Linked DNA regions of Homo sapiens: region 1 is linked to region 2. Evidence: chromatin loops called from intact Hi-C (ENCODE). Cell type or tissue: IMR-90. All regions are shown on one strand. Each heading gives the region's core, and the rest is flanking DNA. Links, peaks and the distances in the headings are about the cores only.

What was found. Peaks named below come from ENCODE experiments on the same cell type or tissue, not always from the same donor. Only the 100,000 strongest peaks of a DNase experiment are listed, where the experiment ranks them.
Region 1: it touches region 2 in a loop (6-fold over the local background); 6 of 110 quality-filtered maps call a loop at or near these places.

What each region holds. Positions count from the first base shown.
Region 1 is chr1:15,795,909-15,803,307 of GRCh38, reverse strand. No RefSeq gene overlaps it. Among named protein-coding and RNA genes, the nearest start is that of UQCRHL, 8.0 kb to the left of the region's middle. RefSeq lists an enhancer at 2,780-3,074. In IMR-90, for the core only: no CTCF peak of the experiment used is centred there; DNase peaks (open chromatin) are centred at 1,947 and 4,107; H3K27ac peaks cover 2,379 bases.
Region 2 is chr1:16,178,952-16,186,350 of GRCh38, reverse strand. No RefSeq gene overlaps it. Among named protein-coding and RNA genes, the nearest start is that of EPHA2, 27 kb to the right of the region's middle. RefSeq lists enhancers at 1,060-1,559, 1,560-2,061, 2,152-2,651, 3,479-4,459. In IMR-90, for the core only: no CTCF peak of the experiment used is centred there; DNase peaks (open chromatin) are centred at 3,050, 4,300 and 5,850; H3K27ac peaks cover 2,087 bases.

The DNA.
Region 1 (7,399 bases), core at 1,049-6,048, 380 kb after region 2:
CAGCCTGGCCAACATGGAGAAACCCCATCTCTACTAAAAAAAAAGAAAAAAAGAAAAAATTAGCCGGGCGCAGTGGTGGAAGCGTGTAATCCCAGCTACTTGGGAGGCTGAGGCAGGAAAATTGCTGGAACCCAGGAGGCAGAGGTTGCAGTGAGCCGAGATCGTGCCAATGCACTCCAACCTAGGCAACAAGAGCAAGACTCCGTCTCAAAAAAAAAAAAAGACAGATAAGGTGTTAAATACCTTCAGTTCAATTAGGGATTGATGAGAGATGGTGTGACCTAAAACATTGTTCTGGGTTGAATTTGGCCTTGTTGCCTGGACTGTCAATATTGTGGTGTTTATCCTCTTAGGGAAGAGAACTCCAAAGACCAGGTCATCTCCTTAATTTGCTTCTCTCACCAGGTGTGGGAATCCAGATTGCCCCAAAATCTTGAGCTGTTAAGGCTGGGAAGAGCCTGAGATGCCATCAGTTCAGCTCAATCCCTAGCTGCTGCCCTGCTCACTTCTGCCAACCCCCGTCTCACAGGCGAGGCTCTGGGAAGGGCAGTGGTTTGCTCAAACCACAAATCAGCCCAGGGCTGGCCACAGTCCTGGGTCCCAGCCAGTAGTTATCTTTTCTCTAAGTTTTGGTCCATTATTTTTCTATCTCATGGATTTATCCTAACTTTTTAGAAAAATGAATTTTAAAAACATATATGGGTTCATATTAGAAAAGTATCATTGTAGCAGGATGAGCCTCAGACAAGAACCCCTCAGAAACCGAGTTGTAGAAGGAAAGGGCTTTATTCAGCTGGGAGCATCGGTGGATTCACGTCTCCAAAAGCCGAGCTCCCCGAGTGAGCAATTCCTGTCCCTTTTAAGGGCTTACAACTCTAAGGCGGTCCGCGTGAGAGGGTCGTGATCGATTGAGTAAGCAGAGGGTACGTGACTGGGGGCTGCATGCACTGGTAATCAGAACGGAAAGGAAGAGGACAGGGATTTTCACGACGCTTTTCCATACAATGTCTGAAATCTATAGATAACAGAAGAGTTAGGTCGGGGTTGATTTTTAACTCCAGGCCCAGGGTGCAGTGCTGGGCTATCTGCCTGTGGATTCCATTTCTGCCTTTTAGTTTTTACTACTTCTTTCTTTGGATTCAGAAATTGGGCATAAGACAATATGAGGGGTGGTCTCCTCCCTTATCATGTGCTTACTGTAAAAAAATCAGAGTTGGGCACAGTGGCTCACACCTGTAATCCCAGCACTTTGGGAGGCTGAGGCGGGAGAATCACTTGAGCCCAGGAGTGCAAGACCAGCCTGAGCAACACAGTGAGTCCCTATCTCTACAGAAAAAAAAAGAAAAATCAAAAGTTATCCAGGCAAGATGGTGTGCGCCTATGGTCCAGCCTACTCAAGAGGCTGAGGCTGGAGGATGGCTTGAGCCCAGAAGGTCAAGGCTGCAGTGAGCCATGATCGCACCATTGCACTCCAGCCTGTGTGACAGAACGAGACCCTGTCTCAAAAAAAAGAAAGCTTTAAAAGGGTGAATTTTGTATGTGTGATTCATATCTCAGTAAAGCTGTTATTAAAAAAAATAAATAAATAAAAGCAGGCCGCCGGGCATAGTGGCTCACACCTGTAATCCCAGCACTTTGGGAGGCTGAGGTGGGCAGATTACCTGAGGTCAGGAGTTTGAGACCAACCTGGCCAACATGATGAAGCCCCGTATTTACTAAAAATACAAAAATTAGTGGGAATAGTGGTGGGTGCCTGTAATCACAGCTACTCAGGAGGCTGAGGCAGGAGAATCGCTTGAACCTGGGAGGCAGAAGTTGCAGTGGGCCAAGATTGCCCCACTGCACTCCAGCCTGGGCAATAGAGTGAGACTCCATCTCAGAAAAAAAAAAAAAAAAGCTAGAGAGAAGAAAGTAAAATATCCTTTGAGTCACCCAACCCCAGACTGCAAGTAGCCACTCATTCATTCCACAAATACTCTCTGAGGGCCTGTTCTATGCAGGCTATGTGCCAAGGGTTTACACCCTAGGAGCAGTGCCACCCCAGTATCTGTCCCCCGTGACCAGTGACTGCCCCTCCTCTATAATATCTATTGACTGACCTCTCTGACCTCACCTCATTTCTTTCCTCCAGTGCCCCGGCTCCAGCAGTCCATGGATCCTGCCCCCTTTGCATGTCCCTCAGCCTGCCTGCCCTCCGTGTCCTTCCTGCCCAGCCTACAATTCATGGTCAGGCCCCACCCCCACCCCCTCCTGCGGTCCTGACAAAACCCCAACACTGGTCAGTCCCACTGCTCCACCTCCACCGCATCTCACCTGCACTTGCGCAGCTCAATGTCACACCACCTTGCCAGCTGCTTCCCTTTCAACTCATGACACAAAACCCAAGAGGGCCCTTAGTGGATGTCAGGATCAGTCACTGTCCCCATGACCCTTGCACCCCTCTTTTCTCCTCTCTATAAAATAAGGGTGATAATATTTCTGTCTCCCGGGGCTGTTGGCAGCATCAGTAGTAGGTCCTTGCTCGGGGGCAGCTACTGGGGTTAGTTCCTCTGGTGCTCAGTCCAAGAGTTCCCTGGTGTCTTGGTGTCCGCGGAGTCCCACCCTGCGGTCATTTATTTTGTTCCGCTGGTTGGGCAGGCCTGGGCTCTCTGCCAGATCTGATCATCCTCCCAGAGACAGGAGGGAACGGAATGTGGCACCAGGCAGTAAGACGCATGGCTGAGCTCAGCAGGAGAGGGAAGCTTCCAACTTCCTGCAGCGAATGTCCTAGGTGATAGGTCAAGTCTGACCCCGCCAGTGAGGCCAACATGGAAACTTACTAGGGCCTCGAAAAGGTGTGTGTGGGAGTTCAGAGAGGAGTGGAGACAGCCGGCCTCCCAATCTGGACCCACAGGGCAGGGCAGGGAGAGGAGATGGCCCCGCCTCCAGGAATCCAGGCTGCACCTCCCTCCAGGGAACTCAGATCAAAGCCAGGAGGAAGGAGGAGTGTGAACTTTGCACCCAGTGACTCACTGCATCCCCCTAGGGCAAGTGCTCTCACCCGTGCAGAATCCTGCCCTCCTTGCCACTGACGGGACCATCCGCACTGGGTCAGCCTATGAGCAACACTGACCTGATTCACCTGCACGCCTTCATTCCCCCACCTTCATCCTCCTCCTCGCAGAGGTGATCAGATGTTTGCAGGTGCCTGCCTGTGTTTACAAGTAGGTCTTGGAAGATAAGAGAGGCGGTGGGAGGGGTGGGAAAGCCCTGTTCTGGCAGTCAGGACACCCAGGGCTTGGCCACTAACCAGCTGTGTGAGCTCGGCCGGTCTCACACCCTCTCTGGGCCCGGCCACCACCTCTGTGGTTATGGGCAGTTGGACTCTATGGCAAGTTCATCTGCCCTACCGGCTTGGGGTTCTACCGGCTTGGGGTTCTACTGGCTTGGGGTTCTTCCTTCTCACCGTTGCCCCCCTGGGAAAAAGCCCCAATCCTGGCACAGAGTCTAGGAAGCCTTGCTGCTTTGGTTCCTGCCTGAGTCTGGCCCTCATCCTGCACTTCCCACATGCTCAGCCACATTCAGCTGTGCCCAGCTCAGAGAGCAAGCGCCTGGATAGCTCTTGTTCCAGAGCCTCGCCTGGCTGACCCCTGCACACCCTTTAGGCCCAGCTCTGACATCACTTTCTCCATGGCCTGCCCTCCTGGACTCCTGGCTGTGCCTCCCCAGCACGGACTGTTCTCTTTTCTCCTTTTTCCATTAAACTGAGCTCTGTGCCAAGGGCAGTGACTGGCAGATGGGAGGGGTCAATGAGTATTTTATTAAAGAGTGAGTGAATGAATGAACAAATGAATGAATGAAGCGGGATCTCTAGGCACACTGGAGTGGAGCCACTGTTTGCTTTCTGCCCGTGGGACTTGATTTGAAGCCATCTCAGGGTGGGCCATTGGGAGTTCTACCTTGCCAAGGAGGGGTTGCTGGTCAGAGGGGTGCTGGAAGCGGGGGGGTTGCTGGGGGAAAGGGTGCAGATTTGCAAGGGAGGTTCTGGCTGAGCTCCCTGCATGCCACAGCCCGTCTGAGCAGTCTTGGGAAACCCCAAGCTGCCAGGCCCATGACTCACAGGCCCCAGAGAGCATTCTTAACCCTCCCTGACCCCCCATGTGCCTTCTGATTGGGCCCTCAGGGTGACCCCTCATGGGTTTCTCTCCTGCTTCAGCCAGCCCCTCCCTGTGGTCTGAAGTTTGGGATCCTGCTAACTGTAAAGGACCAGTTCAGGATTCCTGGGTCGTATTGTGTTTTTTGTTTGTTTGTTTGTTTTTGAGATGGAGTTTTGCTCTTGTTGCCCAGGCTGGAGTGCAGTGGCATGATCTCAGCTCACTGCAACCTCCACCTCCTGGTTTCAAGCGATTTTCCTGCCTCAGCCTCCCGAGTAGCTGGGATTACAGGCATGAGCCACCATGCCCGGCTAATTTTGTATTTTTAGTAGAGACGGGATTTCTCCATGTTGGTCAGGCTGGTCTCGAACTCCTGACCTCAGGTGATCTGCCCGCCTCGGCCTCCCAAAGTGCTGGGATTACAGGCATGAGCCACCACGGCAGGCCATAATTTTTTTTTTTTTTTTTTTTTTTGGAGACGGAGTTTCGCTTTTGTTGCACAGGCTGTAGTGCAATGGCGCAATCTCGGCTCACTGCAACCTCCGCCTCCTGGGTTCAAGCGATTCTCCTGCCTCAGCCTCCCGACTAGCTGGGATTACAGGCATGTGCCACCACCCCGGCTAATTTTGTATTTTTAGTAGAGATGGGGTTTCTCCACGTTGGTCAGGCTGGTCTTGAACTCCCAACCTCAGGTGATCCGCCTGCCTCGGCCTCCTAAAGTGCTGGGATTACAGGCATGAGCCACCGCTCCTGGCCTAATTTTTTGTATTTTTAGTAGAGATGGGGTTTTACCATGTTGGCCAGGCTGGTCTCAAACTCCAGACCTTAGGTGATCCACCTGCCTCGGCCTCCCAAGGTGCTGGGATTACAGGCGTGAGCCACCGTGCCCGGCCCGTATTGTGTTTTCCTGAGGAATCCTTGCGTGTTTATGGATTCCTCAGGAATCCATAACCCAGAGAGGGTGTGAGACCGGCCGAGCTCACACAGCTGGTTAGTGGCCAAGCCCTGGGTGTCCTGACTGCCAGAACAGGGCTTTCCCACCCCTCCCACTGCCTCTCTTATCTTCCAAGACCTACTTGTAAACACAAGCAGGCACCTGCAAACATCTGATCACCTCTGCGAGGAGGAGGATGAAGGTGGGAAGGAAAAAAATTACCACTCACACTGGGTGAAGGTCACTCTGATCTTCTGAGACCCCTCACCATCCTCTTCCTACTTGGCACTTGTCTCCCACATGCTATAGATATTGGGTCAGGTCCCCCACTCCTCTTCTCTTGCCATCTTCTCAGTCAGTAGGCCCCTCCCCCTTGTCCAGACATGACTACCCTCTCAGCCCGACTTTCCTGTTGGCAGAAGAGTGTGTGATGGCCTCCTCTCACCCCCTTGTTCTTACGTCATCAGTGAGAGGCAGGGCATCCAGGAGCTCAGGCTCAAAGACTTTCCCCTTTATCCCGTTAGTTTGTTAGATAAGAAACTTTTGATTTCAAAATAACTTTAGATTTATTGAGGCTGGGCATGGAGGCTCACGCCTGTAATCCCAGCATTTTGGGAGGCCGAGGTGGGCAGATCACGAGGTCAGGAGATCGAGACCATCCTGACCAACATGGTGAAACCCAGTCTCTACTAAAATACAAAAAATTAGCCAGGCGTGGTGGTGTGTGCCTGTAGTCCCAGCTACTTGGGAGGCTGAGGCAGGGGAATTGCTTGAACCTGGGAGGCAGAGGTTGCAGTGAGCCAAGATCGCTCTACTGCACTCCAGCCTGGTGACAGAGCAAGACTCCGTCTTAAAAAAAAAAAAAAAAAACAGCCGGGTGCGGTGGCTCACGCCTGTAATCCCAGCACTTTGGGAGGCCGAGGCAGGCAGTTCACGAGGTCAGGAGATCGAGACCTTCCTGGCTAACACGGTGAAACCTCATCTCTTCTAAAAATACAAAACATTAGCCGGGCGTCGTGGCGGGCACCTGTAGTCCCAGCTACTCAGGAGGCTGAGGCAGGAGAATGGCGTGAACCCGGGAGTCAGAGCTTGCAGTGAGCCAAGATCGCGCCACTGCACTCCAACCTGGGTGACAGAGCGAGACACTGTCTCAGAAAAAAAAAAAAAAAAATCTCACGCAACTATGGCACATTTGTCCAAACTAGGAAACTGACATTGGTACAACATGACTCACCAAACTCCAGACTTTACTGGGATTTCACCAGATTTTCCACTAATGTCCTTTCTTCCTTTCCAGAATCCATCCCAGGAAACCACATGACATTTGGTCATCTGCCATTGCATTCCTTTACGTGTATGATCAAGGTAATAATTCTCTTTGTTTTGTAGGTGAGGAAAAAAGCAATTCAGTGGCCAAGGGATTGCCCTGTCTCATCTAGGAGGCTAAGGCAGTGGAATAAAGGGTTTAGGACTTGGCTAAATATAGAGCTGGAATCTATGTGGTGTGACCTTGAGCCTTCGTCTCCCTGTGTGAACGATGGGATCATAGATCATTCCTTCCTTCCAGGCAGCAGTGGGAACTAAATGAGATAATACATATGGGCATATGCATGCCCACGAAATGGTAGCTGCTGCTGTTGTTATTACTGTCAGTATCCTCATCAAGGAGTCTCGATCCCAGGCAGGCTGCCTAACTCCTGAAACCTAGCTTCCTGTTCAGCGTAGTCAATCATCCCACCTCTCCAGCCTCACCCCAGACAAGACAGACAAGAGCTCAGGAAATAAATGTCAGTTTTTGACACCCTTCCTCACCCTCAAAACTTAAAGACATTGTGTCTCAAGGTCAAATAGCTGGCTAGGAGCTTAACCAGAGAGAGAGTCTAGTTTTTTTTTTGTTTTTTGTTTTTTGTTTTTTTTTGTAGAGATGGGGTCTCACTCTATTGCCCAGGCTGAAATAGAACTCCTGGGCTCAAGTGATCCTCCTGCCTCGGCTCCCAAATTGCTGGGATTATAGACATGAGCCACTTCACCCAGCCCGAGAATCTAGGTCTTGCTAAGACCTTATCCCATCCACTGGGCAGAACCCCTCCCTCCTGTCTTCCTCCTCCCCTCCCCTCCCTTCCCATTCAGAGACCACTCTGGGGAACAGAGGCCACCGGCCAGCTGCTCTTAATTCCACCTCATGGGATGCCCTGCAAGGGACCCCACCACCTCCTCTGGCCTAAAGGAGCTGTCATAAACACCTGATGAAGGAAGCGTTGCAAGGTCATTTTCATTTTCAAAAGAAGGTAAAATCATGACTCCCACACAGATAGAAAATGAATAGGTATTA
Region 2 (7,399 bases), core at 1,186-6,185:
TAAAAATACAAAAAGTTAGCTGGGCGTGGTGGTGGGCGCCTGTAGTCCCAGCTACTCAGGAGGCTGAGGTGGGAGAACGGCGTGAACCCAGGAGGTGGAGCTTGCAGTGAGCCGAGATCGCGCCATTGCCCCCCAGCCTGGGCGACAGAGCGAGACTCTGTCTCAAAAAAAAAAATTTTTTTTTAATTAGCCAGGTGTGGTGGTGAGTGCCTGTATCCTAGCTACTCAGGAGGCTGAGGTGGGAGGATCACTTGAGCTTGGGAGGTAGAGGCTGCAGTGAGCCATGATCACTCCACTGTACTCCAGCCTGAGTGACAGAGTGAGACCCTATCTCAAAAGAAAAAGAAAAAGAGGCCAGGCACGGTGGCTCACACCTGTAATCCCAGCACTTTGGGAGGCAAAGGCAGGGGGATCATAAGGTCAGGAGTTCGAGACCAGCCACAGTCAACATGGCGAAACCCCATCTCTACTAAAAATACAAAAAAATTGGCCAGGCACGGTGGCTCACGCCTGTAATCCCAGCACTTTGGGAGGCCGAGGCAGGTGGATCACGAGGTCAGGAGATTGAGACCACAGTGAAACCCCGTCTCTACTAAAAATACAAAAACTTAGCCGGGCGTGGTGGCGGGCGCCTGTAGTCCCAGCTACTTGGGAGGCTGAGGCAGGAAAATGGCGTGAACCCGGGAGGCGGAGCTTGCAGTGAGCTGAGATCGCGCCACTGCACTCCAGCCTCAGTGACAGAGCAAGACTCCGTCTCAAAAAAAAAAAAAAAAAAAATATTAGCCAGGCGTGGTGGTGGGGCACTGGTAATCCCAGCTACTTGGGAGGCCGAGGTAAGAGAATCGCTTGAACCTGGGAGTCGAAGGTTGCAGCAAGCTGAGATCGTGCCACTGCACTCCAGTCTGGGCGACAGTGCAGGAGTTTGTCTCAAAAAAAAAAAAAAAGAAAAAAAGAAAAAAAAAGAAAAAGACTAGTTCTTCCCAGCATTGCACTAGGAAATTCAGGCTGGGTGCTGGAAGCGGCCATGGTGACAGTGAATATTGCACCTGGAAATCAGCTCCCGCACCCCTGCCCTGGAGTCCGCTGAGGCCTGGATTGGGAAGAGATAGGACCGAGAGGCCCAGGGGCCCTCCCTGCTTCCCCACCAGGCTTCAGCCCCTCAGCCAGGCCCTGCTGATGCCTCTGCTCTCCCTTGCCTGGGTGTGGTGTGTGGTGATGAAATTGGTGGAGGCTGAGCCCCAGATCCTATTATCCCCTCCAGGGTGTGACAAGTGTCTGTGACTGGCCCTGCTGGGACCTCCCCCAACTGGATCCTGAAGACAGGGGGTGCTCCTGAACCCATTCCGTATTCTTGACCCCCCTCTGGGCAGCGGGATCCTTCAGACCAGATTCCATGGAGGCCCTAAGCTGTGCCCCGTGGCAGAGTGGCCCTGATACCTCCCAAAGAAGAGTGACAGCAAGTGGTGTCACATAGACCTGCCTCAATGCTCGTCTACACCTGCCCCTTCAGGGTGGGGCAAAACAAGGCTCTGCAGACAGCAAGTGGGGACATGCCCTGAGAGGCTGTGCTGCTTGGCTGAGGTGGTGGCTGGCAGCACTGGTCATGCAGAGCCTTGGTGGCACCATGGACTCAGCCCACAGCTGGCTCGGACTCCTGGATCCGGTGGCTTCTGGGGTCTGGGCAGGTGGTGGGAGGTTCGGGGGGCACCTGGAGCTAAGTACCTGTACACTGGCTGTGGGGAGCTGCAGGGCAGGACAGGGTTCCCACACACCCTTTTCCCAAACAGGTGCCTCCCTCCGACACCCACACTGCGTCTACTGTTTTCCAGGAAAAGGCCGATGCACTCGTTGAGTCAGCAGATCGAGGCTGCTGTCACCCTGGCAGCTCCACAGGGTGAGCCTGTTGCTCGCAGGGCCCAGCAGGGCCTGCCCAGGAGTCCCAGAGCTGGCCGGGCTCCCGTTACCTGCCCTGTACCATTGTTCCTGCCTGGCGCTTGGCTCTGCCTCTCTGGCTGTCCTCTCCTTCTCCACCCTCTGGCCTAAACATTACCTTATGCCCAAACCCAGCCTCTCTCCAGTTCCACAAATGTCAAACTGGCTCATCCCTGGGGGTAGGAATCAGCAAGAGAAGACCTGGATTGGAATTCCAGGACCACACTGACTGGCTGTGTGGCCTTGGGCAAGTTCCTTTACCTCTCTGAGCCTCCGTTTCTTCATCAATGAGAGGCAAGTTGTCCTCCCACCATGTCATGCTGTTGAAAGGAATCAAGTGCCCAGCGCAGTGCCCGGCCTGCAGGACGTGCTCAAGAAATGGCTTTTGCAGAACACGACAGAGTCTTCCCCAGCGGGACCTGTTCTCCCAGGGCCTGTGGGGAAGGAAATGGCGGGATCTTCTGCTCAGCCATCTTACATTAATCAGCATGCAGTCATCATGTTCACACCAGCTCTAATTGTTAGCTGCTGAAATGGGCTCGAGCTTTGGGGCTCTCACCTCAGCCAGCCCGGGGCTCCAGGCTTGGGCGGAGCTGGTGCATGGAGCAGGTCTGGGGCTCCTGGCATGAATGAAGCCTGAAATGTGGACAGGTGCAGTCGGGATGTGGGAGAACCCAGCCTTGGGCAAGTCCCTTTACCTTTACTCAAAGAGGGGAGTGGGTGAGGCTGCCCGGGGTGGGGGGCACTGGCCGGGCACCTGCAGGTGGGGAGGCCTGGCCATCTCTGGAGCAGCTCCGGTGATGAACTCTGGTCAAAGAACTCGTCCTAGAGGGTTTGTCCCACACCTGCTTCTGGTCTTAGCACGTGACCCCTGCTCCAGATAGGTCCTTCTTGTTTGTTTTGGGCTTGAGAGGAATTAATGAAATTGTTAGGGTAATTGGCAGCACGGCGGGCACCATCCAAGACTGGCAAAGGGGGGCTGGGAGGACCGAGAGGAGAGAGCCGGGCACACGGGGATTGCTTAACAGATGACGGTGAAGAGGGAGGGGTGTGTAAGTGGCGGATGGCATGTAGGAGCGAATCAGTGAATGAACAGTGAGTGAGTGAGTGACTCAATGAACGCGTAAGCTGGAACCTCAGTAATAGCATTGGCCAACACTCATGTAGTTCTCACTACATGTGCAACGTCGTTCTAAGCACTTCACTTGTAAAACTCATTCAGTCCTCTCAAAAACCCTGTGAAGGAGGCACTATGATTACCTCTGTATTTTTTTTTTTTTTTTTTGAGTCTCACTCTGTTGCCCAGGCTGGAGTGCAGTGGCGAGATGTCAGCTCACTGCAACCTCCGCCTCCCGGGTTCAAGCAATTCTCGTGCCTTAGCCTCCCGAGTAGCTGGGATTACAGGTGCCTGCCCCCGACACCCGGCTGATTTTTGTGTTTTTAGTAGAGACAGGGTTTCACCATGTTGGGCAGGCTGGTCTTGAACTCCTGACCTCAAGTGATTCGTCTGCCTTGGCCTCCCAAAGTGCTGGGATTACAGGCGTGAGCCACCACGCCCGGCCGATGACTACACTTTACAGAGAAGGGACCAGAGGCACAGAGAGGTTAAGTAACTTGTCCAAAGTTACACAGCTGGGAAGTGACTGAGTTCAGACTAGAACCCCGGCAGGCTGGCTCCGTAGTCTCCAGGTACCAAGCACCTTCAGGATCATGAAGAGAGTTCAGAGCAGAGGGGATAGGAGGATGGACTCTTCTTTTGCAGTCTCGGCCTTGAGACTCCAGGCTTCATGTCATTCAGTCTGTCATTCATTCATGCTGCATAGTCGCTGGTCAGCCGCTTACTCACTCATGCACTCACTGAGCGCCGGCTCTGGGAGTGTGAAGGGGGGAGACTTGTAAGATTCTGTCCTCCCCGGTCCTAGTTTACCTTTCAGGGCTCAGTTCAATGCCACCTCCTCCAGGAAGGCCACAGGGCTCTAGGCTTCCCCTGATCTCCCCAGCTAGGCAGTGCTTATATTCTCAGTTTTTGGAATACCATGGGTGCTCAATAAATGCTTGAGGCGGCATCCTGTTGCTGCTGAGCCTTCTCCTGGGGTCTCGTGGCTTTCCCAGCTCTTTGTCCCTTCCTGTCCTCACCCCAGCCAGGATGCTCCCGTATCTGGACAGAGCCTGGATCCCCCCACACCTCCCATGACCTTCCCATCCCACCAGCGGAGTGGAAACTCCCCGAGCACTGGGTCCAGCCGGGGGCCATGGTCAGCAGCACTGGGATTCACCCCTGCCCTGAAAGGGAGGGACCTGGGCCCGCCCGGGCTCAGCAGCCAACAGCAGCCTCTTCCTTCCCTGGCGAAGTGTTTGTTTTCAAATTCCTGAGGCCTGTGTCACCCCCAACCCTGTGTCCGCTGGCCCAGGCTGCCTCTGCTTCCTTCCTCCCCTTGCCGGACCAGGCTGATCTGTGGGGTGGGGTGCTGGGCCAAGCCTCTCCCTCCCATTGCCCACCAGCTAGGGCCAGAGCCTCGAGCTGGCTGACTGGAGAGCTCCAGAGGTTGGTAGGACATGGGATAAGGGAACTCAGGACCCCTCATCCCAGCCCCTCTGGATAGAGCAGGGAAATTCCAAGTCTTTTTGCTCTTCAGGGAACAGTGCAGGCTGGCAAAGAATCATGGGCTGGTAGCCGGAAGTAGCTATCTTCATCCCAGCTATCTTCTGGGTTAGCTGGGATGGGGAAGTTCTGAGCAGGGCACATGCCCCTAAGCAGGCCTGGTCTGGGCCCAGAAGGCCTGGTGCAGGTCAGACTTCATTCAAGCTCTCTTCCTGGCCGGGAGTCTTTTTTTTTTTTTGAGACGGAGTCCCGCTCTGTTGCCCAGGATGCAGTGCAGCGGCGCGATCTCGGCTCACTGCAACCTCCACCTCCTGGGATTACAGGCGCCCACCACCACACCTAGCTAATTTTTGTATTTTTAGTAGAGACGGGGTTTCACTCTGTAGGCCCGGCTGGTCTCGAACTCCTGACCTCAAGTGATCTGCCCGCCTTGGCCTCCCAAAAGAGCTGGGATTACAGGCATAAGACTTTGCATCCAGCCAGCGCTGGGAGTCTTGAACAACTAGGGCAGTGGGGTGGGTTTCAAACTTGACCTCATGTGCATCAGAATCAGCTGGGGTGTGTGGTGAACGGGCAGACGCCCAAGCCCTGGCCTCGGAGATTCTGATTCAGTGGGTCTGGGATCCCAGGGATCTGAAGTTTTGGCTTCCCAGGTGATTCTGCTGCCAGAGGCCCAAACTGTGGAAAGCCAACACTCAAGAACGTGAATAACACACAGCCAGGCCCAGCTCTCCCACTCACATGCTGCTGACCTTTTAGAGCTGCACTGGCCAGTTCGGTAGGTACTATTTAAATCTAGAGGCCGGGCGCAGTAGCTCATGCCTGTAATCCCAGCATTTTGGGATCCAAGGTGGGTGGATCTCTTGAGGTCAGGAGTTCGAGACCAGACTAGGCAACATGGTGAAACCCCATCTCTACAAAAAGCACGCAAAAAATTAGCTGGGTGTGGTGGTGTACACCTGTAGTCCTGGCTACTCAGGAGGCTGAGGTAGGAGGCTGGCTTGAGCCCAGAAGGCAGAGGTTGCAGTGAGCTGTGATTGCGCCACCGTACTCCAGCCTGAGTGACAGAGCGAGACTCTGTCTCAAATAAACAAATAATTAATTTAAATTAATTAAAATGAAATAAAATTAAAGTCAGCTCTTCAGGTGCACCAGACGCATCTCAAGTGCTCAGTAGCCGCGTGCGGCCAGTGCGGAGCAGATGTAAAACGTTTCTATCCATTCATCATTCCATCCACAGCAAGTTCTTCTAGACTGCTGTTCTCCAATGTCAGTTTCACAGAGGCAGAGACCTTTGTCTGCTGTGTTCATTGCTATATCCACAGCATCTGACTCATGCCTAAAACACAACAGGGGACCAGTAAATCTTTTTTTTTTTTTTTTTTGAGATGGAGTCTCACTCTGTCACCCACCCAGTCTAGAGTGCAATGGCACAATCTCGGCTCACTGCAACCTCCACCTCCCGGGCTCAAGTGATTCTCCTGCCTTACCCTCCCGAGTAGCTGCACCACGGTGTGCAGCACCACGCCTGACTAATTTTTGTATTTTTAGTAGAGACGGGGTTTCACCATGTTGGCCAGGCTGGTCTCGAACTCCTGACCTCAAGTGATCTGCCTGCCTCAGCCTCCCAAAGTGCTGGGATTATAGGTGTGAGCCACCATGTCCGGCCCAGTAAATCTTTTTCATTTGTGTTTTTATGGTGGTAACATATATGTAACATAAAATCGACCATGTTAAGCGTTTGGAAGTGTACAGGTCGGTGGCATTAAGTGCATTCACATTGCTGTGCAACTTTTCGCCACCGTCCATCTGCAGAACTTTTTCATCATCCCAAACTGAAACTCTACTCAACAAAAGTTCCCCATCAATCAATGTTTTCTGAACAAATGAATAACCTTGGCTGGGCGCGGGGCTTACGCCTGTAATCACAGCACTTTGGGAGGCCGAGGAGGGCGGATCACCTGAAGTCACGAGTTTGAGACCAGCCAGGCCAACATGTTGAAACCTTGTCTCTATTAAAAAAAAGTACAAAAATTAGCCAGGCGTGGTGGTGGGCGCCTGTAATCCCAGCTACTCAGGAGGCTGAGGCAGGAGAATCACTTGAACTCAGAAGGTGGAGGTTGCAGTGAGCCAAGATTGCACCACTGCACCCCAGCCTGGGCGACAAGAGTGAGACTCTGTCTAAAAAAATAAAATAATAATAATAATAATAATAAAAAAAAAACCTTGGTCAAATCACTTCCACTCTCTGGGCTTCTGGGCTTCAGGTTCTTCATTTACAAAACGGGTAGCACATGCGTTCCCACCCGGCAAGTTCTTTGCAAGGATTAAATAAGATGAAGCATGTGTTTAGCACAAGCCCTGGCACACAGCAAGTGCTCATCAAATATTAGCTGTTCCTGTGTTATTATTACCTCATCAGGAAGTCTTCCCTGAACATTCCACACCTCCTTGTTTTCTAAACTCTGCAAGACTAGAGCGCACCTCATTCAAGGCAACAGAAACAGAGTCCGCTGCTGCCGGTGTGAATCACGTGGGCGCGTTCTGTCTCCAGGGCGTGAACTGTTGCTGGTCCTTTGTGTGTCAGCTAGCCTAGTTCCTCAGCTAGCCAAGGTTCCCCAGCCCCGATATCCCGCAACAACCCCCTGAGATGGGGAAAGGAGTTGGAAGGAACCCTTATGTGGGTGCCATTGTACAGATGGGAACGCTGAGGCCCATGGTACCGAGGAAGCCAGTGCCAGAGCCAGGACTCAAAGCAGGCATCCCGACTCCAGTATCCTTCAAAAACACCACCCAGCACAGGGGAGCCGCTAACTGAAGGAATGGGTGGATGGATGAATTAAAGTAGTCAGGCTGAAGGGCCCC